2 separate regions of the Homo sapiens genome follow, and region 1 is linked to region 2. Evidence: read pairs that join two places in POLR2A ChIA-PET (ENCODE). Cell type or tissue: PC-9. All regions are shown on one strand. Each heading gives the region's core, and the rest is flanking DNA. Links, peaks and the distances in the headings are about the cores only.

The links. ChIA-PET counts read pairs that join two places held together with the same protein. Peaks named below come from ENCODE experiments on the same cell type or tissue, not always from the same donor. Only the 100,000 strongest peaks of a DNase experiment are listed, where the experiment ranks them.
Region 1: POLR2A ChIA-PET joins it to region 2 with 15 read pairs; 4 of 35 experiments call an interaction of 5 or more read pairs at or near these places.

What each region holds. Positions count from the first base shown.
Region 1 is chr6:47,110,509-47,122,324 of GRCh38, forward strand. No RefSeq gene overlaps it. Among named protein-coding and RNA genes, the nearest start is that of ADGRF1, 74 kb to the left of the region's middle. RefSeq lists an enhancer at 2,570-2,739. In PC-9, for the core only: no CTCF peak of the experiment used is centred there; DNase peaks (open chromatin) are centred at 5,803 and 6,283; H3K27ac peaks cover 6,190 bases.
Region 2 is chr6:47,250,100-47,261,915 of GRCh38, forward strand. It overlaps TNFRSF21 (TNF receptor superfamily member 21), which reads right to left. Exons shown (of 6, transcript NM_014452.5): 4 at 3,157-3,422. Among named protein-coding and RNA genes, the nearest start is that of TNFRSF21, 54 kb to the right of the region's middle. In PC-9, for the core only: no CTCF peak of the experiment used is centred there; a DNase peak (open chromatin) is centred at 4,922; H3K27ac peaks cover 6,792 bases.

The sequences.
Region 1 (11,816 bases), core at 2,050-10,049, 140 kb before region 2:
CTAATGGAGCATCTTTCAAACTTCTTTGGTTGAATCCATGAGAAGAAATATATTTTATAATGAAACTCATCACATATGCTTGTGTGTGTGCCTGCGGTTATAGCTGAAAAAAAAATGCCCATGAAATAGTACATAACCTTCCTACATGCAATGCACTTTGATATTTTCTATTATATTTTTTAAATGGTGGTCATAATCTAATCAATTAATTTTACAACCCACTAAAAGGTTAAGACCCACAGTTTCAAAAACATACAGCATGGGGCCATCCAATTGAGCATCCTGTCCACATGATTGTCTCTTACTTCTAACACAACCATTCTTTGCCATTTTGAGACCTATAACACCTTTCATTGTCCTTTATTTTATGTTTCTATGTCCTGGATCCTTAATTATATCTTTTGAAATAAAAACAAAGTTTTAGGTCAGGCAAGGTGGCTTATGCCTGTAATCCTCAGCACTTTCGAATGCCAAGGAGAGTGGCTTGACTTGAGCCCAGGAGTTTGAGACCAACCTGGGCAACATGGCAAAATCCTGTTTCTACACAAAATTAAAAAAAAAAATTAACTGGGCATGGTGGTGCATGCCTGTAGTGCCATCTACTTAGGAGGCTGAGGTGAGAGGATCACCTGAGCTCGTGAGGCCAAGGCTACAGTGAGCCACGATCGTGCCACTGCATTCCAGCTTGGGCAACAGAGTGAGACCCTGTCTCAAAAAAATATGTTTTTATTCTTACTTGGAAACTCACAATTTTCTATCACAATGGAGGAAACAAAAGAACTCTCGAAAATTGTTTTCAGAGGGAAGTGAGTTTATATTTGCAGAAAATTTAAGGGAGTAGATTGTTCTGTCTTCCACAGGAAATTTCATGACACAAAATATAGAAGATAATCCGAAGCAAAAATTATCTGCCTGTTGAGGTCTGAATCAGGATGTGAAAGTTGCTCAGAGACAAGACATTGAGCAAAATATATGAGGAAAAAAATATTCAGTCCTACTGGTTCCTATCTCCACCTACCCACCTCACCAGGATTGCTAATGGTGATTGCTAGTGGGCTGTATTCCAAGGACTTAGTATCAAGTAATTTAAGATTTTCTGTTGTATCTCGACCCAAGAAGAATCAATCTTCTTGACTCTTCTCCCCCTGACTACACACATTCAAATTTTGTAAAGTATGATTCCCTCTTTCATTGACAGAAACACAACCAATATCCACAGTTTTTGCTTAGATGACCTACAAACATGTAAAGCTGTGAAAATCCTAGGAAATGACTCCAATGCAAATAAATGCCAGCTCCAGAACTCTACCTGCATTCCTGAGCCAGGATGGAACTGTCCTGAGCCAGATGAGACCAACTTGCAGAATTCCACATCCTGAGACTTCCTTTCCTTTCTGTTTCACACACATATTTTCTAATGTTAGTGTGTATAACCTGCTGACCTTTGCCCCCACTGGAATTTCTGAGCAAGCTACACATGCTCAGCAGGGTTAGGGAAGTAATTTGAGTTTCAACCACAGCGTTTTTAATTTTTTTACTTTAATCTTTATCCTTCAAACATGATGCCTTAGATACATTCTACCCCCCAAAATCTCAAAATATTAGTGGTAGAATGGTGACCCCTTCTCTCCCTTTTTCTTTTTTTTTTTCTCTCTTCCAATTTGCTGATTTTCCTACATTTTCTTCAATGAATTATGAGGTGAGGGAGATTTTCTTTAATTGCTTGAGGAAAAATTATACTCTTCTTCCTCTTAAAATATCAAGGAGCTTGCGCAAAGCTCTTAACTGGTTTGTTCTTAGCTGAGTATCAAAGGCAAGGTCAGAAGAATATGACACTTTTATGTATAGTAGCAATTTTTTAAGATAGGCTTTCTTTCTAAGCAGCTTAGGTCCTTCAGGTTCATATCCTGTATCCCTTTGTCATTTGGTAGCGCTAAGCCTCAGTTTTCATATCAGGAAAATGAAACTAATAATAGTTTATTATTCATGGTGGTGTTGAGAAGGATTACATCAGATCATCACAGCATGCATGCAGCACACTCATGTCCCCTGATCAAGCACACTTGTAAACATTTTCATTATTTTTATTGTTACTTTTGCCTTGGGATTCCTCTTCCAAAGCCAGAGCCCCTAATCCTGGATAGAAAGAGGACTCCAGCAGCATAACAGAGGCAAAGCTTTACTCCTAGCCTTCCCAGAGATTTCTCCCCAATGAACAGCCAGTCTTGTGACTGGAAACTGTGGGAAAGACCTCTAAGATGAAGATGTAATCTAGTGAGTATCCCATGACAGACCATCAAACCCACTGAATAAGACTGGACTGCTGCTCCAAACAGGCTCCCCAGGGACAAACGTTTACCCTGCCCTTACTAACAGTCCCCAAAAAGCATGCTGTCAGTGACAGAGTGAAGGTGAGTGAAGCCCCCCTGAAGATGCCCCAGCGGGGAGGTGCACCCACAACATGGGTATGAGGAGCGGATAACGTGAGGTAAAAGGAAGCCTGGGTCTGCAACTCATGTTGACAACATTACCCAGATTTCCCCAGACCCCACAGCTTTAACCCTATGTCCTAGAACCATGAGCTGGGAACACATGAACTCAGAATGGGGTTCACACATATCCCCAGATCCCAGAGTTTCCTGCCAGGCCTCTTGACTGGGAAATCTTTGCAGACCCTTATGGAGGTGCCAAGGCCATCTCCAAATTTTCCAGATTTATTGAAAAGATAACTTCCTGGCTGGGAATGTTCAAAGTAAACCACTAAACTGGAGAGGGAGAGACTTTCAGATTCCCTAAGGCCAGCTCACTGTTCTTTTGAATGCCCTTTACCATACCTAAGCCTTTAGAGACACTGGTGAAGTAAATGGTGAACTCTGGCTACTCTCTCAACCCAGAAGATTAGTCTAAGAAAGGTTTTCATGATATAAATGTTAGAAACTGATTATCTAGGCCAGGCGCGGTGGCTCACGCCTGTAATTCCAGCACTTTGGGAGGCCGAGGCGGGCGGATCATGAGGTCAGGAGATCGAGACCATCCTGGCTAATACGGTGAAACCCTGTCTCTACTAAAAACACAAAAAATTAGCCGGGTGTGATGGCGGGTGCCTGTAGTCCCAGCTTCTGGGGAGGCTGAGGCAGGAGAATGGCGTGAACCCGGGAGGCGGAGCTTGCAGTGAGCTGAGATCACGCCACTGCACTCCAGCCTGGGCAACAGAGCGAGACTCCGTCTCAAAAAAAAGAAACTGATTATCTAAACCTCAATCTCAAGAAATGGAGCTGCAGACACAGCATAACATTCCCCTGCATTTCTCAGTCTCCAAATTTGGGCCCAGAGCCCTGGAGACCCAGGAGGCTGAGAAGAGCAAAACAAGACATTTTGCCTCATGCTTCATTCCCATCTCCTGCAATTTCCTGTCAAATCTGCAGCTGTTTTCTACACCACGGCTTTACAAGGCTCATAGTAACCTCTCTCAGACAGAGGAAGACTCTAGGGTTCAACTGGGTCATCCTCCTGCCTCTCAGCAACTACACCCAACTCGTGAGATACACTCACATCTTTGTAAATTTGACTTCCCTTAAATATCTTTTAATCTCTTTCCAGGTTGAAACTTTTATAGATGTCAGGGTTGCACATTCTGATGTAGAGTAAGAAGGAAGGAGTTGTTCCCTAAATTTTCCCTTTCTTCCCATGTGCAGAGTTTCTGATTTGCACTTAACAGGAGGCTTTGTAACATGTACACCACAGCCATGTATTACAGAAACCACAGGTTTCCAGTGAATACTCCTGGGTTGGTTCAGTCCTTTGTGCAATGTACAAAATCTGGTTACATTTCAGGTCCTGGAACTTCCTGAGATATAAGGGATGATGGGGAGGAAGTGTTAAAGGTAAATGTGGTTTTGAGCCAGGATGATTGAGGCGTGGTCTCTGATAGAATAAGCAAGTCAAGAAGCAGAAAAACATTATAAAAGTTAAGATAGCAAGAGAACAGATTTGTGCGCACATTTTAGTTCATCAATGGGAGTGGAATCATGTATTTACTTATTTAGAGAGAAGGTCTTGCCTTGTCTCCCAGGCTGGAGTACAGTGATCATGTGTGATCACGGCTCACTGCAGCCTTAACCTCCTAGCTCAAGCGATCCTCACACCTCAGCCCCTTTTCCCACACTCCCAGGTAGCTGAGACTATAGGCATGCACCACCACGCCTGGCTAGTTTTTATTTTATTGTACAGATGGGGTCTCACTATGTTGCCCTGGCTTGTCTCAAACTGGGGCTCAGGTGATCCTCCTGACTGAGTAAAATCATTTTAGAGGGCTTTACACCTTCATTCTGGATTCAGAAAATATGAATCTCATTAGATAAATGAGATTGTTTCTAAAGACTTGAGGCAGGGAAGATTGCTGTGCTGCAGAAACTATTATTTGTCACAGGAGGTAACTGGAAGCATAGGAAGGAGATCCTGCAAGATAATATGAAAAATTATTTGATACTTATATATAGATTTAATAATTCTTCCATTTCTGGCATAGTCTTCAAGGAAAAGGGAAATTGTAGGGGTGATTGTAGGGGAACTAACAAGGCTTCCTCTCCCTAAGTCAACTCTGAGTTCTGAACACATTTCAGTATTTGAGAACAGTTCTCAAGTCCCCCCAAAACCTTCTATTTTTTAGTAGAATAGTCTCAGTTCCATCAAGTGATGGTTTCCAAAACCCTCAACACTCACTCTCTTCTGGATATGTTTTAGTTCATCAATATTCTTCTAAAAATATAGCATCTAGACTAGCAGAAAAATCTCTAAATGCCATCTGATCTGGTAAAAATTCAACAGATCTATCATCTCCCTTGTGCTGGCCACATTTTTCCCCTCAATGCAACTTAATGCCACATTGGATTATTTGCTGCAATGAGGCAGTCACAATTGGCTTGTATTGCCTTTGCAGTCAATTAATTCCAGTTTGTCTTTTTCAAATAAATTACTAGTTTATACTTATGCAATTATTTTGTTTTGTTTTTTGTCTGACTAAAGGCAAAAATTAACCCTTGTTAAATTATATTATGTAGATTTTAGCTGCCTGCCAATGAGCTTATTAAGACCATTTTGAATCTGGATACTGACTTCTCATTAACCATCCTTCCCAGCTATATGTCATTCCCAAATTGGTAATCAGGCCAGTTACGACTTCTCTCAAATGTTCAATAAAAATATTCAGCTGTGGGGAGAGAAACAAGCCAAGACCACTGTGGCATACGCTATTATTTTCCTCCTTCTCAACTGGGTTCTTCTTCAGGATCATATTGTTAGTGTTCACTTCATTAACTTAGAAAATATGCCATTCCATTATATAAGTCATTGAAAAACTTAATAACTTTTTTCACAATGCGTTTTTGATAAACTTCAATGGTTTGACGAAACGTAGAAGTAATTACTTCATTAAGAAAAATGTGTCTATGTTTTTAAATTGAATTAAAGAATAATGAAGTATTTTACTTGAGGCTCACATTTGGGTTAATGACATAATAATTTTCTAGCACTAGATCAAAGATGAAGGCCAAAGGGAGAGTTGAGAATCCATAAAATGGATGTATACCATAGGCTAGGATGTAGCTACTCAAACCTCAGCAGTATGTTGACATCACAATTACTTAATGATATTCCTGGATTTTTTATGATTGCATAGGCACCTAAATCACTCTGGGGCTTAACATAAATAGAGCAATAAAAGGGAGCCATCTAAAATAGCATTAACCTTTTAAAATCATGTTTCCCATTGAGTATAAGCTAAGGAATTGGGGTAATTGAGTGACTCATTTTGGCATGATTATAAAAGGGGCAGAGGGGAAACGTGCAAATATGTTGATATTCATCTAACAAATATTTTTAATAAATTAAATTGAGTCTATCCCTGGCTATGGATTCCTGAAGAATAATCACAGTTTATCAGTTAAATAATCTCCAGCCTAACCCGTATCCTCACCTTCTCTCATCTCCACCAAAGAAAATAATGAGATTTGACTTGCTGAGATGGATATGTATCTCACCCCAGCTATAACCTGAGCCTCTTTGACCAGTGAGTTTATGGGAAGGTCTTTTCCCTTCCAGGGGATCAGAGACCACCTGCTCTAAGAAGAGCAGGGAGAAAGTTGGACACACGCACAGAAAGTGGGGCATAGGGCTGGGTAGGGAAACTATTGCAGGGTAATGACGTTTCTCGTCCCTCCTCGGGTCCACCTGGCTGGCCTGGGTGTGGCAAGAATACTTCCGACTCATTCAAAGAAGCCTCACACTAGAGTGAGCAACCTTCCCAGTTTGTCCAGGACTAAGAGGTTGCCAGGAACTGAGATGTTGCCCAGCACAATGAACTTTTAATACCAAAACTGAGAAAGCTCCAGTCACACTGTGATGAGTTGGTTACCTCATACACACAACTGAACAGGAGGATTGTAAGGGCTTATCCGAGTCCACAAATCTCTTCCCTTAATTCTCCCTGAAACCAAAACTAATGGGGGGTGGTGGGGGTAGGGGGTGGAGACCTGTTCTTAATGTTACCTGTCAAAGCTCAAGGTACTGAATTTGACTCCTTCCTATGAATTCCTGAGGATGTGCAGGGTTGGTGGTTTATCATGGGCCATAATCCAAGATGTGAAGGGTGGGTGGTTTGTCATGGGCCATATAACATTGTGGACAGGAACAGAGACTCTGGTCTCAACTGCCTGAATCCAAATGCCGTGTGACCTGGAGAATTTTTCTTATCCTCTCTGTGCTTTCATGTTCTCACTTGTAAAATGGGAATGAGAGTAAGGCCTAACTCGTAAGTTTGCTGTGAGAATTAAATGAGTTATGATAAAGAGCTTAGTACATTACTGGTCACATAGTCCATAAGCATCTGCTATCATGTCTCTCTTTAGCAATCCAGCAGATCTCTGTTTGACCTTTGATCATTGCTTGTGGCGCGCTTTGTATGATCATTCTTTCTCAGCTTCAAGCACCGTGCTAGATACTAAAAATACACTCATGAATAAGACTAAGTTCCAGCTCTGCCACGGCCACAGTATAGTGGGCAAGATAGACAAATTGGCAATTGTGCTAGTAAAGTAAGAAGTAGAACAAGAGTTAAGGAGTCTGTCATGGGATATCTTAGAGGGTGACACAATTCTGTCTTCCCAATTAAGAAAGTGATATCTAGAGTGACATCTGAAGGAGAAGGAATTGGTAGGACAAAGATAGGGAGGAGGCTGATAGGGCATTTCAGGCAGAGGGAAACAACAGCATTTCGATAGCTGTAAAGTATGAGAAACATGTCACTAAAACATTAAATTCCATGCCCTGTGAGTTCCACCGATAGACCTAAAGTTGCGGAAGAAAAAGAATTGTCTCCGGCCGGGCGAGGTGGCTCACGCCTGTATTCCCAGCACTTTGGGAGGCTGACGCGGGCAGATCACGAGGTCAGGAGATCGAGACCATCCTGGCTAACACAGTGAAACCCTGTCTCTACTAAAAATACAAAAAAAATTAGCCGGGAGTAGTGGTGGGCGCCTGTAGTCCCAGTACTCGGGAGGCTGAGGCAGGAGAATGGCATGAACCTGGGAGGAGGAGCTTGCAGTGAGCTGAGATCGCGCCACTGCACTCCAGCCTGGGCGACAGAGCCCAGACTCTGTCTCAAAAAAAAAAAAAAATTGTCTTCTATTCTCCCCTTCTTTCTTTTGGTAAGAAGACCCTGTTCTCTGCTGGGTTTTAGCCAAGTGCTTAGCCCCTGAGATTTCCTTGAAACTAAGCATGACCTTGTGACTAAGTTTTGGCTAACATGCCAACTTCCAGGATCCTTTTTTTTTCCCTTTTTTTTTTTTTTAAGGAATGTGCTTGCCCTCCACTTCCTCTCTCCCTCTTCCTATGGGCTGGAATATGTGGATTTGGAGTGAGCCAGGTTCCACAATGCTGATGAGTACAATATTTCAGGAGACAGCAGAACAGCATGAAGAAAGAAACCTGGATCTGCAAGTGCCTAGCAGTGAGCAGACCCCACCAACACTGGGCCACTGCTTCTGGACCATCCTAATAAAGTAATGCAAACAAACACGTGTCTCTTTTTAAAGCCATGATATTTGAGTGTCTCCTTATTATGACAGCTTCCTTATACCCTAAGTAAGAAAAAGATAAAGGGAAAAGAGGAATAAAGTTGAAAGAGGAAATGAAGTAGGTAGGAGAAAAGAAAAGGAGAAAGAGGAAGTATGAAAGCTGGAGAAAAATAAGGCTGACAAGAAAATTAAAAAAAAAAATACTGTTTAAGCTTTCTAGTGGTTAAGTGACCTAGGATAGTAATATTTCCAAATAAGCAAATCTGGCAATTGAGGAAGAGTGGCCTGAATTAGTTAAGGACACAGGCAAGTGAAAAAGAGGCATGTTAGAGAGCTGGCCCAGGGACTGCTCTCCAGCCTCTCTGGCATCATGGCCTTCACTTCTTCATGTGGAAGGAAAACTTCCCTGATGAGCACTAACTTTATGTGGGTACTTTATATATGCTGAGTGCTTTGCATGCATCACCTCACTTAATCCTACAAGGACCCTAGAGCTAAGTACTGTCATCCCTACTTTCCATTTGAGGACTGAGAAATTAAATAATTTATCCAATATCACACAGATAGCAAGTCACCGAGATAGGATTTAAATCCAGTCAAGGCCCTCCATAGTCTGTCTAACTGCTGCCTTATACTTCATACCAGGTTGGAGAGTCTTTAGGGAAGACCCTAAGGAATAGTGATAATGCTTCAAAGTTTCAAAGAAGTTGAAGTCTAACCAAAATAGGGATATATTTTCAGCTGCCTTAAAAAGAACACAGAAGAAATACAATTTGTATCAGTTTATCCACTCCACTGCTCATAGATGATGGGCTCACTGGGTGGTGGGGGTTGGGGGGGCACCTAGACCAAGGGCAGCCAATCTATAGTGTCACCACTGGATATGCCAGTTGCTACAGCTGCAAAAATATAAGCTGACCAATTAGAGTTACCCCATTATACATTTGAAGTTGAAAACATCAGCAGAATATCCAGTTATCTACAGGAGCTAACGTCTTGATGTTGAGGTAGAAGCTAGAGAAGACTTGGATAAGTTTGAAGTTAATAGCAAGCAGAAAGTATGAGAAGGGAGAAAAATGAATAAAGATGGTAAAGTTTCATGGGAAAGAGAGCATGTAGCCCATGAACGTGGGCCAGGAAGAATTGCACAGGTTAAGTTCAGGTCATTTGTATTCATAAAATAAAATAAAGCTCAGGAGATGGAGATGGAGCAAGTCGTTTTTTCTATGTAACCCTGAGAGTCAAAAGAGAAAGAAAAAAAAAAGAGTTGGGGGGAGCTTATTTATCTAAGACAGTGCTGGGAACCCCTATGAACCCTCATATTTGTTTAGGGTATCTTTGAGGTAAAAAACTATTTTAATAATAATAATAGAAAAAGGAGGAGGGGGAGGAGGAGGGAGAGTAAAAGGAGAAGGAGAGACATAATTTGTCCTTTTCACTCTCATTCTCTTACATTTGTACAGAGTATAAGAAATTCATCAGCCGGGCATGGTGGCTCACGCCTGTAATCCCAGCACTTTGCGAGGCTGAGGCGGGTGGATCACCTGAGGTCAGGAGTTCGAGACCAGCCTGGCTAACCTGGTGAAACCCCGTATCTATTAAAAATACAGAAAACTTAGCTGGGCATGGTGGCAGGCGCCTGTAATCCCAGCTACTCGGGAGGCTGAGGCAGGAGAATCACTTGAACCCGGGAGGCGGAGGTTGCAGTGAGCTGAGATCGCACCACTGCACTCCATGTACTCCAGCCTGGGCGACAGAGCGAGACTCTGTCCGCGCCCACCTCCCCCCAGCCAAAAAAAAAAAAAAGAAGTTCATGGCCAGGCGCGGTGGCTCATGCCTGTAATCCCAGCACTTTGGGATGCCGAGGCGGGTGGATCACAAGGTCAGGAGATGGAGACCATCCTGGCTAACACGGTGAAATCTTGTCTCTACTAAAAATACAAAAAATTAGCCTGGCGTGGTGGCCGGCGCCTGTAGTCCCAGCTACTTGGGAGGCTGAGGCTGGAGAATCAGTTGAACCCGGGAGGCAGAGGTTGCAGCGAGCGGAGATCACGCCACTGCACTCCAGCCTGGGCGACAGAGTGAGACTCCGTCTCAAAAAAAAAAAAGAAGTTCATTAACATAGTTTGAGATTTCACATTGTGGCTAATCTTTAAGAAACAGCCACCTGTCAAGTTTAAGTATATTATTAAAGAAGAATATCCAGAATTACCTGAAAGGTTATTAAAATACTTTTCTCTTTTTCAAGTAAACAAATGTGTGACAGGCTAGATTTTCAATCAAAATGCTACATCACAACAGATCAAATGAAGAAGCACATATGACAATCTAGTTATCTACTAATAACCCAAACATCAAAGAGGTTTGCAAAAATGTAAAGCAATAAATGTAAAAGTCTTCTCACTTTGTTTTGAAAAATAGTTATTTTTCATAAAAAATTGTATTATTTATGCTACCAAAAATGAGTTTTTATTATTTTTAAATGGATTAATAAACATTTTTAAATTTTGTCAGCTTTAATATCCACTAAGGTAAGTAAGATAGTCCACATAAACCTCTTTGGGGTCTCCAATAATTTTTAAGAGTGTAAAAGAGTCTTGAAACTGAAAATTTTGAGAATTGCCCCTCTTGTTTTTATTTTTAATAGACTTTATTTTTTAGAGCAGTTTTAGGTTCACAGCAAAATTGAGCAAGAAGTACAGAGATTTCCTGTGCAGCCCCTTCCCCCACACATGCATAGATTCCCCTGCACTTACTATTCCCCACCAGAGTAGTTCACTGATTATGTTTGGAGAACCTACATTTACATGTTATTATCACCCCAAATCCACAGTTTATATAAGTATTCACTCTTGATGTCGTGCATTCTGTAGATTTGGACAGTCATTTAATGACATGTACTCACCATTAGATTATCGTACAGAATAGCTTTACTCCCTAAAAATCCTCTGTGTTCTGCCTTTCTCTACCTAAGCCCTGGCAACCACTGATCTTTTTACCATCTCCATAGTTTTGCCTATTCCAGAATGTCATATAGTAATTGAAATTATACAGTATGTATAAGGAATATGCATTTCAGCCTCCTCTGTGTTTTTTCGTGACTTGATAGTTCATTTTTGTGTGCACTAAATAATATTTCATTGTCTGGATGTACCACAGTTTGTCATCTAAATACCAAAAGACATCTTGGCTACTTCCAAGTTTTGGCAATTAAGAATAAAGCTACTATAAACATCCACATATAGGCATTTGGGTGGACATAAATTTTCCGCTCCTTTGGGTAGATATCAAGGAGCACGAATGCTAGATTATACGATAAGAGTATGTTTAGTTTTACAAAAAACCACCAAATTGTCTTCCAAAGTGGCCATACAATTTTGCATTTTCACCAGCAATGAATGAGAGTCCTTGCTGCTCCACACCTTTGCCAGCATTTGGTATTGTCAATATTCTGGATTTTGGACACTCTAAGAGGTGTATATTAGATTGGTGCAAAAGTAACTGTGGTTTTGACTGTGAATTTTAAATCATTATAACTAGGCTCAAACATATCTTTATTAATCAAAATAGGAACCATTACAATCAACACATTTTTGCCAAGGAGAAACGTTTGTCTATTCCTGTAGCATGGAAGTCTGTGCTTCAGGGTTCAACAAAATCTTGGAAAGCGTTTTCTGCATCCTGCTGGTTGTGCAAGTGTTTTCCCTGCAAAAAGTTGTCAATATGCTTGAAGAAGTGGTAGTC
Region 2 (11,816 bases), core at 1,813-9,812:
AAAGCTATCAGACTAGATTTAAGAAAAAAATCTGAAATATATGCTTCTTATAAGAGACATTTTTTAAATAAAGACAGAGAAAAAAATCAAAGTAAAAGGATGGGAAAAGAGATAACATACAAACTGGAATGCTGTATTAGGGCAGTGTTTTGTTTTTTAATAGCTTTGGTAAAATTGCAATAACTTACAACTATTATCCCACTGTTTTGCTGCTTATTCCAAATGCTCATGTCCCAGAAGGGAAGAATAGCTATGATTCTGGAAGGCTGGGTTCAGTTTAGATATTGAACTTGAAAGAAGAGAGTGCTGAAAAATACAGCTCATACCTCAGATAAAGAAAGAGTCAGACTCTGAATGGGTTTAATTTAAAAATGGCTAATAGGCCACCATGGTTAATAATGAACCGGCTGTTCTTGACAGAGGCAACAAAAAGCCACACCAGGGCTAATCCTTTTAGTGGAACATAACATAGGCACTTTCAGGCTTATGAAGAGAAAAAACATTGACCATTGAAAAAAAATAGTCATTTTTACCCATTAAGAGTCCAATAACTCCTGGGGCAAAGCCCCAAATCCCCAGCAGTACCACCATACACAGGGAGTACAAGCCCATCACAGGATGAGAATAAGGAGTCTCAATTAAGCCCCCTGCCTTCTGATTCACTTGTTAGATGGGACAAATTTCAGAAATAAACAATGGACAGAGAGTAACATACTGTGCAATTACCACTTGAGCATCCCTAATCCAAAAATTCAAAATCCAAAACTTTTTGAGCACCAACATAATGCCACAAGTGGAAAATTCCACACATGAGTACTTAACACAAACTTTGCTTCATGCATACACTTTTTCTAATTTTGTATAAAATTACCTTCAGGCTATGTATGTAAGGTATATGTGAAACATAAATGAATTTCATGTTTAGATTTGGGACCTATCCCCAAACTATCTTATTATGTATATGCAAATATTCCAAAGTCTGAAAAAATCCAAAATCTAAAACACTTCCAGTCCCAAGCATATCAGATAAAGGATACTCAACCTGTAATAAGAACTGGCAGCCAAAAATCCATGTTCATTGGCTATTAAAATTAGAGTTAGAGCTGGATCCAAAACGCTGCTAGACATTGATGTATATTGTTGAAATGTGAAATCAAAAATTTAATATTGCCTTCTCAGCCTCCATCATAACTCAAAGGCTATAGCAGAACCAACGAGAAAGTTGTAGAGTGCTTTGACATTACTGTTCTCAAAAAATAAACAACAAAAAATAGCTACTATTAGAATCTTTTGGTATTATAGAAGAGATAAGGGGAAGGAAATAATTAAGGTGTACAAGAGTTTGGCACTTAGGAAGAAGCTGCTTTGTTCTCTCATTCGTTGACCTAATGATTTTATTATGAATCACTCTTTTTGACATGCACTCTCACCTTCTTATTTTTCCATGGGCCCACCACAGGTTTGGGTTAACCAAATCCTAACCTTGCATCAGTCATATGTTATCTTTCTTTTAGGCATCATCAAGGACATTAGGCGACTTATTCTCACGTATCTAAATCCTTCTTTGAGCCTTAGGCTTGTCTTCCAGCTCTCTCCTTAAAGCCAGTCTCTAAGAATGCGTGGCAATGCTTTGCCTCTAAACTCCCTGTATTCAAACTGCCGCCATTTTACTTAATTGGAGGGTTAACATCTCCCTCACTTTCCCCCAAATCCAGCTACTTAAAGCCTAGTTTTACTTGTGAATAATATTTCACACCTAAATTATTTCTTAGAAAGTCATAAGACACTGGTGTATGCCTCTGAATGTTTATCACTTGGGTCTATTAATAAGTATTTTTTTCTGAAATTCCACACTTCAAAGAAGTTAAAAATATGCCAGAGCTTTAAAAGACCACCTTCAAAGTCAATTAGCACCTATAAATTGTTATTATCCAGTTACTTGGATAAAAGATTCACCTGATAAATGATTACATCAATTGTCAAGAATTACTGCGCTATCAGTATAAAAAGATAAAAGCATTTGGACTTCTTAAGTACATAAAGTATACTTAAACGTAAGTATAAAGTATGCAAAATGAAATACTTTGATACACAAAATGTGATATAGAATGATAGTAAACTGAATTGATGTCATAAAAAATCTCTACCTAGCTCTTTTAGGTAACAAATTTGGACCACTGGAATAATAACACAGACCGGCCCTTTAAATCTTAAGTGGGTTTTATCTAGTCTTAGTGGCAGCATTTTCTTTACTTTGGGAATATGTTCTGAAACCTGAATTGAAGTCTGTGGAAAATATGATTCAATATCCAAATCTGAACTTTATTCATGGCCTTTCAGGGAAGTACATACAATTAAAGAAAGGCTAAGTAAAATGAGTTACATCATGGTCGTAACTACCACTTGTAGAACACTTTCAATGAGTCAGGCATTTTATATGCTTTATTTCTCATCTTAATCTTATATAGCAGACTTGAAAATGTGAATAACAGAGGCAAGGAAAGTTGAAGTAACTTACCCTTCATCACCTAAGCTAATATGTACCAGAGCCAGGATTCAAATCCAGCGCTGTCTGGCTCCAAAGCCAGGGCTTATTAGCTATAAAGAAATCACACTCCTGGGTCCCCTCAGTTCCCATCTGATGTGCTCCACGGAACAACCCAAGGAGGAGAATCAGTTCTGTCATCAACTGCCGCTAGCACCACCTGCATCCTCAGGAGGCAAGAATGCTGCCTTCATAAGCCACATCACAAAAACACCCTCTGGAGGAGAGGCGGTGTAGTAAAAAGTATTTTTTCTTGGTTTTGTTCAAAGTGTGTCATGCAAAATGGATTGTAAATGGAGTAACAAAGAGAGCTTTTACAAATACCGATTCACGCTCTGCCCCCTGGAGATTCTGATGTGACTGGTCTGCAGGTAGGGTCTGAGCATCAGTATTTTTTTTTAAAGTTTTCTAGATGATTCTAATAGACGGCCACTGAGAACCCCCGTCCTAGAAGGTAGGGTGTGTGTGTGTGTGTGCAGGCGTATGCGTGTGTGTGTGTGTGTGCCTATCCACCGAATATGTTATTTTTCTTTGTTCCCATACAACTGATAAAATTTGAAGCATAGGGGCAATAGGTCGGTGGTAATGACACACAACAAGGGCTCCATTACCTGGGTGGTGTCTTCCATCAGCCCACGAATCTTCTCCACAACATCGTTTCTCCGGTGCTGGCGCAGGGCGCTAATTAGCTGGGCGAGGCTGGCCTCGGGGCCCCGGATGGTCCAGTGCTGCAGAGCTGCGTAGGCCCGCTCGTGGTCGGCTGTGTACCCATTGGAGAAAGCAGCAACCTCCCTCTCACTGGCATTGCAAAGAAACTGATAGATATCTTTCCACTGGCTTCCCACTTGGGCTGCTACAAGCTTCAGGATATCGATACCTACACCAGAGAAAAAATAAAAAACAAATGAGGGCTTGTAAGGGAAGCTTCTTACATAAGGCAGCTCTGCTTTAATGAATGAACTAGAAGAGGCACGCTTTCCTATCGCTGTATGTCAAAGGAATGCATTGCCTCCCTTAAGCACTTGGCACAAGCAGCTCATCTTGTGGACTAGCTGGTACCCTCATACAAATTTCACTTCCTGAGTGTGGAACCAGAAGAAGGAATGATCATGGAATTATAATAAATCAGACCCAAAAAGATGTTTCGAAAGCCAAACCCAAATAAGGTATTCACGGTGATTCCTCTGTTACTATAGTAATACACCCTTGTTGAAGGAGAGGGGTGGATAAGTTCCAAGATCCCCAGTGGATGCCTTGAAGCCATGGATGGTACAGAGCCCTATACATACTACGCATGAATTTCTTTTTCCTTCTTCACAATGTATGGATAGAAGATTCCTTCTTCTTGTAGATCTTAGCAACCTCAGCATACAATTGACTTTTCTTATTAAGTGGGGAACTTTCATGTTTTCACTTAAAGGAAGCACTTTATGGCCGCTGGCATATCCAAATTATCAGCATCACTCCTCTCGAGCTTTGGGCCAATATTAAGTAAAATAAGGGTGACTTGAACACAGGCACTGTGGTACCAGTACTGAGACAGTCAATCTGATAACCTAGACGGCTACTAAGTGACTCACAGGCAGGTGAGGTCTCCAGCATGGATATGGTGGACAAAGGGATGATTCCCTTCCCCAGCAGGACAGAGCAGGATGGTACGGGAATGTGAGATTTGATCGCATTACTCAGAATAGTGCATAATCTAAAACTTATGAATTGTTTATTTCTGGAATTTCCCATTTAGTATTTTCGGACCACAGTGGACCACAGGCAACTGAAACCTTGGAAAGCTAAACTGTGGATAAGGGAGGACTACTGTACTAAATACAATAGTAACCAAGTAAGTTAGAGGCTCCCATCTAAAAACATGGTGACTTCATGACATTTAGAAAAAGGGAAGCTGCAAATTAAAACTGTAATGGACTTTACCCAGAACTGTCTAGGTAAAAGGTTTTCAAATTCTGGGAATGGTGTCCTTTATATCAACTAACAGTGTGCCCAGCTGTTCCAGGCCAATAGAAGCATTCCTGAAGAACACCTAAGTTGTGCTCAAATTCATGTTCAACAAGCAATTTTCTAATTCATTATTCAGTCTTCCAACTTGGCTTGCATAGTTATAATGAAGACAGCAGCCAAAATGACTGTATAATAACAATAGCTATTATCTTCCAGGTATTATGTTAAGGCATTAGCTCACTGAACATCTTTATAAGGCATTAATATTCCAATTACACAGGTAAGAAAAAAAATACACTTAGAAAAGTTAGGCTACTGGCCCAGTATCACAAAGGTAGGTGAGTTGGTTATTGAACCCAACTCACCAGTTTTGTAATTCAAATCCTGTATGTGTAACCACTATGAAATGTGACAGTATCGATGGTACCTTCCAAGATGAAGGAAATGCCTTGGCTTATAATGACTATGGCTGGTTAGTCTGACAGACAGCTGTCCCCAATGATTCAATATATTATCATCCTGGCTCAGCAGTCACTTGAAAACCCAGTGAGTGTGCATCTGTGGTCCCCAGATCTGATGAACAGATGAAATGGTGATGATGAAATTGGTGAAATGCAAAAATCAAATCTCAAGATCCAAAAACTCAGGATAAGCACCTGGCACCAACCGTTCGTGAGGGGAGGCTCTCCCTGAGTAGCTCACTTTGGTGTCTCTCTGTTTATGGCGTCTTCTCTCTGCAATTACACATTGGCTTTGCCAGGATTTACATGTGGGATGCATATATCACCCTTATAGTAAGGGCCCTGGTATTTTACTACAACGGGTGAGTGAGTCCTCTGAATCAATGTCATGTCTTTGGTTTTTTTTTTTGTTTTTTTGAGATGAAGTTTTGCTCTTGTCAGCTAGGCTGGAGTGCAATGGTGCCATCTCGGCTCACTGCAACCTTAACCTCTCGAGTTCAAGGGATTCTCCTGCCTCACCCTCCCAAGTAGCTGGGATTACAGACACCCACCACCACACCCAGCTAATTTTTGTATTTTTAGTAGAGATGAGGTTTCATCAGTGTTGGCCAGGCTGGTCTCAAACTCCTGACCTCAGGTGATCTGCCTGCCTTGGCCTCCCAAAGTGCTGGGATTACAGGCGTGAGCCACCATGCCTGGCCAATATCATGTCTTTGAATGAGGTCACGCTCACCTGCCCTGATAACATAGCTGTTATAGTTAACAATATCTTAAAAAATATTTACTACTCAATAAAAAAAAATAGGGTCACATTCCCAAGTGAGGCTTAGGAGAGAAAGGAAAAGAGAAGAATAAAGAGGGGTTTACTGTTCTGATTTCTCAATCAAAGGTTTCCTAGAAAAAAAATAAAAATATTTTTTGCACCCATCAGTTGTTCAGGAAAATATTTATAAAATGAGCTATCAATTATTGCTAATAAAAACAATAATAATTATAAAAGTTTCTGTAAAAACGAAGGACGCTGTGGCTCCTCAACACGCATTCTTACTTTGCCAGGCAATCCTATTGAGGCAGATGATGTGGAAGACTGTATACACATTCTGCACCAATCCACTGAAAATGGTTTTCAAAAATCAGTTCCTAGTAGAAGGCTGTTTTCCTGTCAACTATAAAAGTAGAATGGATGGGCAGGGTGGCTCACACCTGTAATGCAGCACTTTGGGAGGTTGAGGCAGGTGGATCGCTTGAGTCCAGGAGTTTGAGACCAGCCTGGGCAACATGGTGAAAACCCATTTCTACAAAAAATACAAAAATTAGCTGGGTGTGGTGGCATAGGCCTATATTCCCAGCTACTTGGGAGACTGAGGTGGGAGGATTGCTTGAGCCCCAGAGGGGAGGTTGCAGTGAGCCAAGATTACACAACTGCACTCCAGCCTGGGTGAGAGAGGGAGACTCTATCTCAAAAAAAGTAGAATGCCACAAAAAATTTAAAAAGGATGCCACAAATTGAGTCATTACTGTACTTCTCACACAGTTTTCCCTGGCAGTGTGAAGTTACTTGAACCAAGTCCTTTTCAGTTTTCCGAGCAATGTTTAGTCAGATACAGAGCTTTTGATTTCAAGCAAATAGACTCCTCAGAAAACCCATAACTGATTTTAAACCCTGCAGGTAACTTTAAGGAATAAGCCAGCTCTTTGTGATTGATGTGGTAGACTCTTCCAAACACCAAAAGTCTTGTTAGTCCCTGAATCTTAATTTAGATCAATTTGACTAAGGTCCACAGTGTCTTACATGAAAACATGACCATGTTTTCTGGTAAGTAGGACCATTGCTTAAATCTTCATAATGCCGATGACAGTGGCTTTGGGCAAACCTCTAACTGTCATGTCCATTTCCTCATGTGTACAATGGAGAAACTCACTAGGGTCACTGCGGATAAGCTGATTAACATTTTCTATAGAGTTACTTTATTTTTGGAAGTGTTCCCATCATTATGAAAGCTCCATACACAGAGGACTAAACTTAAGGCTCAATGCATTTCAGATGCAAATACACGGCCTTTACGAAGTAATTACAGAGTTTAAAAGGTTTAAGTTTAACAACCCCTCCTTCCAAAACCCAGTACTGTATTTATCCTTTTTTTAAGCCACAAAATAAAGAAAAAAAGAAAAAAAAACCCACAAAGAATAGATACAATGAAATTTCCCTAAACTAAAATGGACTGGAAGCTAAATTTAAGGCCTACAAATCAGGTTTCATCTTGTTCTCTCTCTCAGCTAGATTCTCTACTATGAAAACATGGAGTCAACTCCATGAACTGGCTGGGGTCGCCAATGTTCTTCACTGCTGTCCTCTCCCACCGTGGAGTTGATAAATCAAAGATAAATCAATGACTCCCTCAGGGGATACCAACCTTTTAGTCTAGCACATTATCACAAAACCCCAGTGAGGAGACCAGACTGGGGCTTTGAATGCCTTCCTTGTGTAGGAAAAAGTGTTAGTCAAAAGAAAACAATCAACTACAGAGAAAAGCAGGAGGACGATTTGCCAAATTGAGATAGTTACCTCTTTGGGGAGGGGGAAGGAGCACAGAAGGGATTTCAAAGGTATTCATAAAGTTCTGTTTCCTAGGCTGGACAGTGGAGAAATGGGTTTTCTTTTCATGTTATTACTTTTATTTGAGATTTATTTTACTATTCCTTTTTAAACTATCTATATAACATACACATATATAAGATGTGTTTATAAATACTTCATAAATACACATGGTTAAGTGTTCAATTTTGTTGGCAAGGAAATCGCATGTTGGGGTTGGTGACTAGTGCAAGGTCACCCACCCAGTTAGTGATGCCTCAATTGTGGTTAATAGGGAATGTGATGCAGTGGAGGAACATTATTATTTGCTGGAATTATTCTCCTCAGGCATGGCCATCCAGCCTAGGATGAACGCACTCAAGGCTGGCCACAGTGTGTGTGCTGCCTCCTGGTCTGTTATTACTGACCAAGCATATGTTGGTGCAAAAGTAATCATGGGCTGGACGGGTGGCTTATGCCTGTAATTCTTTGGGAGGCTGAGGTGAGTGGATCCCTTGACCCAGGAGTTCATAACCAGCCTGGCCAACATAGCGAAACCCTGTCTCTACTAAAAATACAAAAAATTAGCGAGGCGTGGTGGTGCACACCTGTAATCCCAGCTACTCAGGAGGCTGAGGCAGGAGAATCACTTGAACCTGAGAGACAGAGGTTGCAGTGAGCCAGGATTGTACCACCGCACCCCAGCCTAAGCAACAGAGTAAAACTGTCTCAAAAAAAAGAAAAAAATAAAAGTAATTGTGGTTTTTTTTTTTTTTTTGGTCACCAAAATGGCAAAGACCACAGTAACTTTTGCACCACCTAATAGACACTGGAACAGTTTCCCCAGGGACTTTATTTCTTTTCTTGTGATCTCAGCTCACTGCAGCCTCTGCCTCCTAGGTTCAAGAGATTCTCCCAACTCAGCCTCCCTAGTACCTGGGACTACAGGTGTTCACCATGCCCGGCTAATTTTTGTATTTTTAGTAGAGACGGGGTTTTGCCATGTTGGCCAGGCTGATCTCAAACTCCTGACCTCAAGTGATCTGCCCACCTCAGCTTCCCAAAGTGCTGGGACTATAGGAGTGAGCCACTGCATCCTTTATTTCCTTTCTTTAAATCTATGATACCCTAAAAGAAAGAGAAAAAGAGAGAGAATGAAAGAAGTCAGCAAACTTTTCCTGTAAGGACAGCAGTAAATATTTGAGGCTTTGAAAACCATACAGTCTCTGTCATGACTCCTCAGCTCTGTTGGAGCATGAAAGCAGCCACCAACACCACAAATGAATGTGGCTGTGTTCTAATAAAACTCGACTTACAAAAAAAGTAGGCTGGATATGGCCCACGGGCTGTAGTTCACCAGCCCCTGCAATTACAGCAATTTAAAGAGACCTTGGGTAGGACTGTCAAATAGCATAAAGATTTAGAAAAGCATTTCATTAAAAGAAAAGAAACCACACTCAGAAGACAATGAAAGTTCCCACCCCAATTATTAACCTCAATGTGAAATGACAGTAAGTGACATGGAGACCACCTCTCTGCTTGGCAGGATGCCCAGTCATCTGCCCCATCGGAGTTCCCAGGGTTTTTGTCAAGATTGGTGACAGTAGCTATGTGTTGAATTGATCTAAATTGTTTAACTGGATGTGATGCCAAGTGTCTTTTTCCTTACATTGAAAAGTAACACAACCCTCAACCCACTGAAGGGCTGATAGACAGGGGCACAGAACATCACATTGCCTTTTTTTTTTTTTGAGACGGAGTCTCACTCAGTCACCCAGGCTGGACTGGAGTGCAGTGGTGCAATCTTGGCTCACTGCAACCTCCACCTCCTGGGTTCAAGAGATTCTCCGGCCTCAGGCTCCCGAGTAGCTAGAACTACATGTGTGCACCACCAGGCCCAGCTAATTTTTGTATTTTTAGTAGAGAAGGGGTTTCATCATGTTGGCCAGACTGGTCTTGAACTCCTGGCCTCAAGTGATCCACCTTCCTAGGCTTCCCAAAATGCTGGGATTACGGGTGTGAGCCACTGTGCCCTGCCAACATTGCCTTTTCCCGTGGTGCCAGATCCTGGAGCTCTGGAGAATGGATGAAGTTTCTGAGGAGGTCATCAAAGGAGTCAAGCCCTATACATCCGAGGCTGTACTAGTTAGGAACTATCTGAGAAGGTGGCCCTGGCCCCTGGAGAAAAGCATGAGGATGGGAAGGATCAGGTAGTGGGAAGATCATTGGTAGTAGTCACAAGATATGGTTTCAAACTCCAGATTTGTGACTTGTTAGTTGCATGACCCTGAGCAAGTGGCAACCTCTCAGATTTCACTTTTCACTTAAGTAAAATAGAAACACCCCCTCTTATCTGGTAGAGTGGTTAAGGAGATTTATGCGATCAAGTATTAAAGACTCCTAGGGTGGCATATCAGTACAATTCGGCTCTGCTTCCCCTGCCCCTCCATTTCTGCTTGGACAAGTGTCATTGGGCCAATGAACCTAAAAGATGGGAAGAGTTCTGTACAAACACAGGTTTTAGCACTGGGATTATTGGTGCTGAACAATGAAGCCAAGCACCAGACTCCCGGCTTCCTGTGTTTCTTGGAACCTCACACGTACATGTTAGGAGATGGCTGAAGTCATCCACAGGAGGGTTTATGTGGAAGGAAAAATGCTGCTGCTACCGCCTCTGCCACATGCAGGGCATCACAGCAGTACTCAATGGGTTCTTCCAAGTGAGCTGGTACTGACTTGATCCCCAGCAGGAGAGCTCAAGAACTGAGGTATGAGCTGATAAACTGGGTTATTATGGAAGAAATGGCAATTTCCAGTGCATCATAAAACCTTGAATTACATATTATCTGGGGGACAATCCTAATTTGAAGCTCATTTTTTAAAAGCTGAATATCAGCTTCAGGATGCAAAAATGGGTTCCTTCTCTTTTAATAAAAACCCAAATTGACCTTTATAATTAGAGAAAATGTGAAGGCTGTTTTCCTTTTGGAGATAAATATCTGGAATGAATGTCATCAATGAGAACCCATATCAAAGCCCTCCTTGGATGAGGTATAAAGGACAGTGAAGACAAAGCTGGAGGAAGCAAAGGCTGCCTGGAACTATACAACATAGCACTCAGTTTCATGCTGCACAATCAGGCTTCGTGCAGAATGGGTGCATCTAAGAGACAGGTTTATAAACTTTTTGATGGTATCAAACTCATCATATAAAAAGATTCAATCACCCCCAACACATCTTGTTACATGTAATGTCAGTTCTCATTATTCTTCTAGAAAGAGAGTGTAAAGGGACAAATAATGAGAAAATTCCCAGGGAGGCAATTAATACACAACCTCCTCCCAGGACAGACAACTCCACAGTTATCCCTGTGCCAGTTTCTCAACACACAGCAGTCTCCTGAGATGTACACATGGAAGACGGGAGACATGAACTCAAGACAGCCTCCCTTCTAACACCCCCCCAAACCTCCCTAAAAGACATGCTCCTAACAGGCACGCACTGTGTCCATAACCTTACAAGCTGCAGATACAGGGACAGAGATGGCCACAGCACATACAGCAACTATACAAAGCAACATATGTCAAAGTCAGAAATTGGAATAAAAGCCTGGCTTTAGCATTACTGGAATTGATGTTCCACATACAATGGTCTTGTCCTCCAAGATGCCTTTGAGGCCAAGCCCAAGACCACACTGCTTTGACTAGCAGCATCCCCAGCACCTGTCAGAGGAATACCACAAATATCTTTGGATAAATGAATGAGAGTCTTTTTTTGTCATCCCTGCCCTCTTGACTGACCCTCCTCACCATTCGTCATCTCATTAGCTTCTGTAACCTAAGCCACTGAGAACCTGAGTGGCCCCAGGCCCACACACACCCTAGCCTTGTGGCCCTGCCAGATCTCTAGCCTCTATAATAATGAGAAGAAAGGACAACAGTTCTATGGTGTCCTATGCTCACCACTGGGTGAAACCTGGGCTCCCAGGGACCCTGTTCTTGTACAAGGGCCTCTCCCTCTGCCAGTGCCCTCTTCCCATTTAGAGTGATCCACTACGTCCACTTTAGTGGCCAGAGCTCATAAGCAGGAAAGTTCTCCCAGATTCTCCCACTGCAGCAAAATCCTTCTGCTGGGATCAGCTGTCCAAGCTGTGGTCTCTCCAGCCTAATAACAGAGTAAGTGCTCCTAAAAGCAACATACCCACATGTACCTGTGTTTCATAGTAACCAGTATACGATAGCATGGTTAAAAATTTGTATACCAACAGCAGTAACTTCCA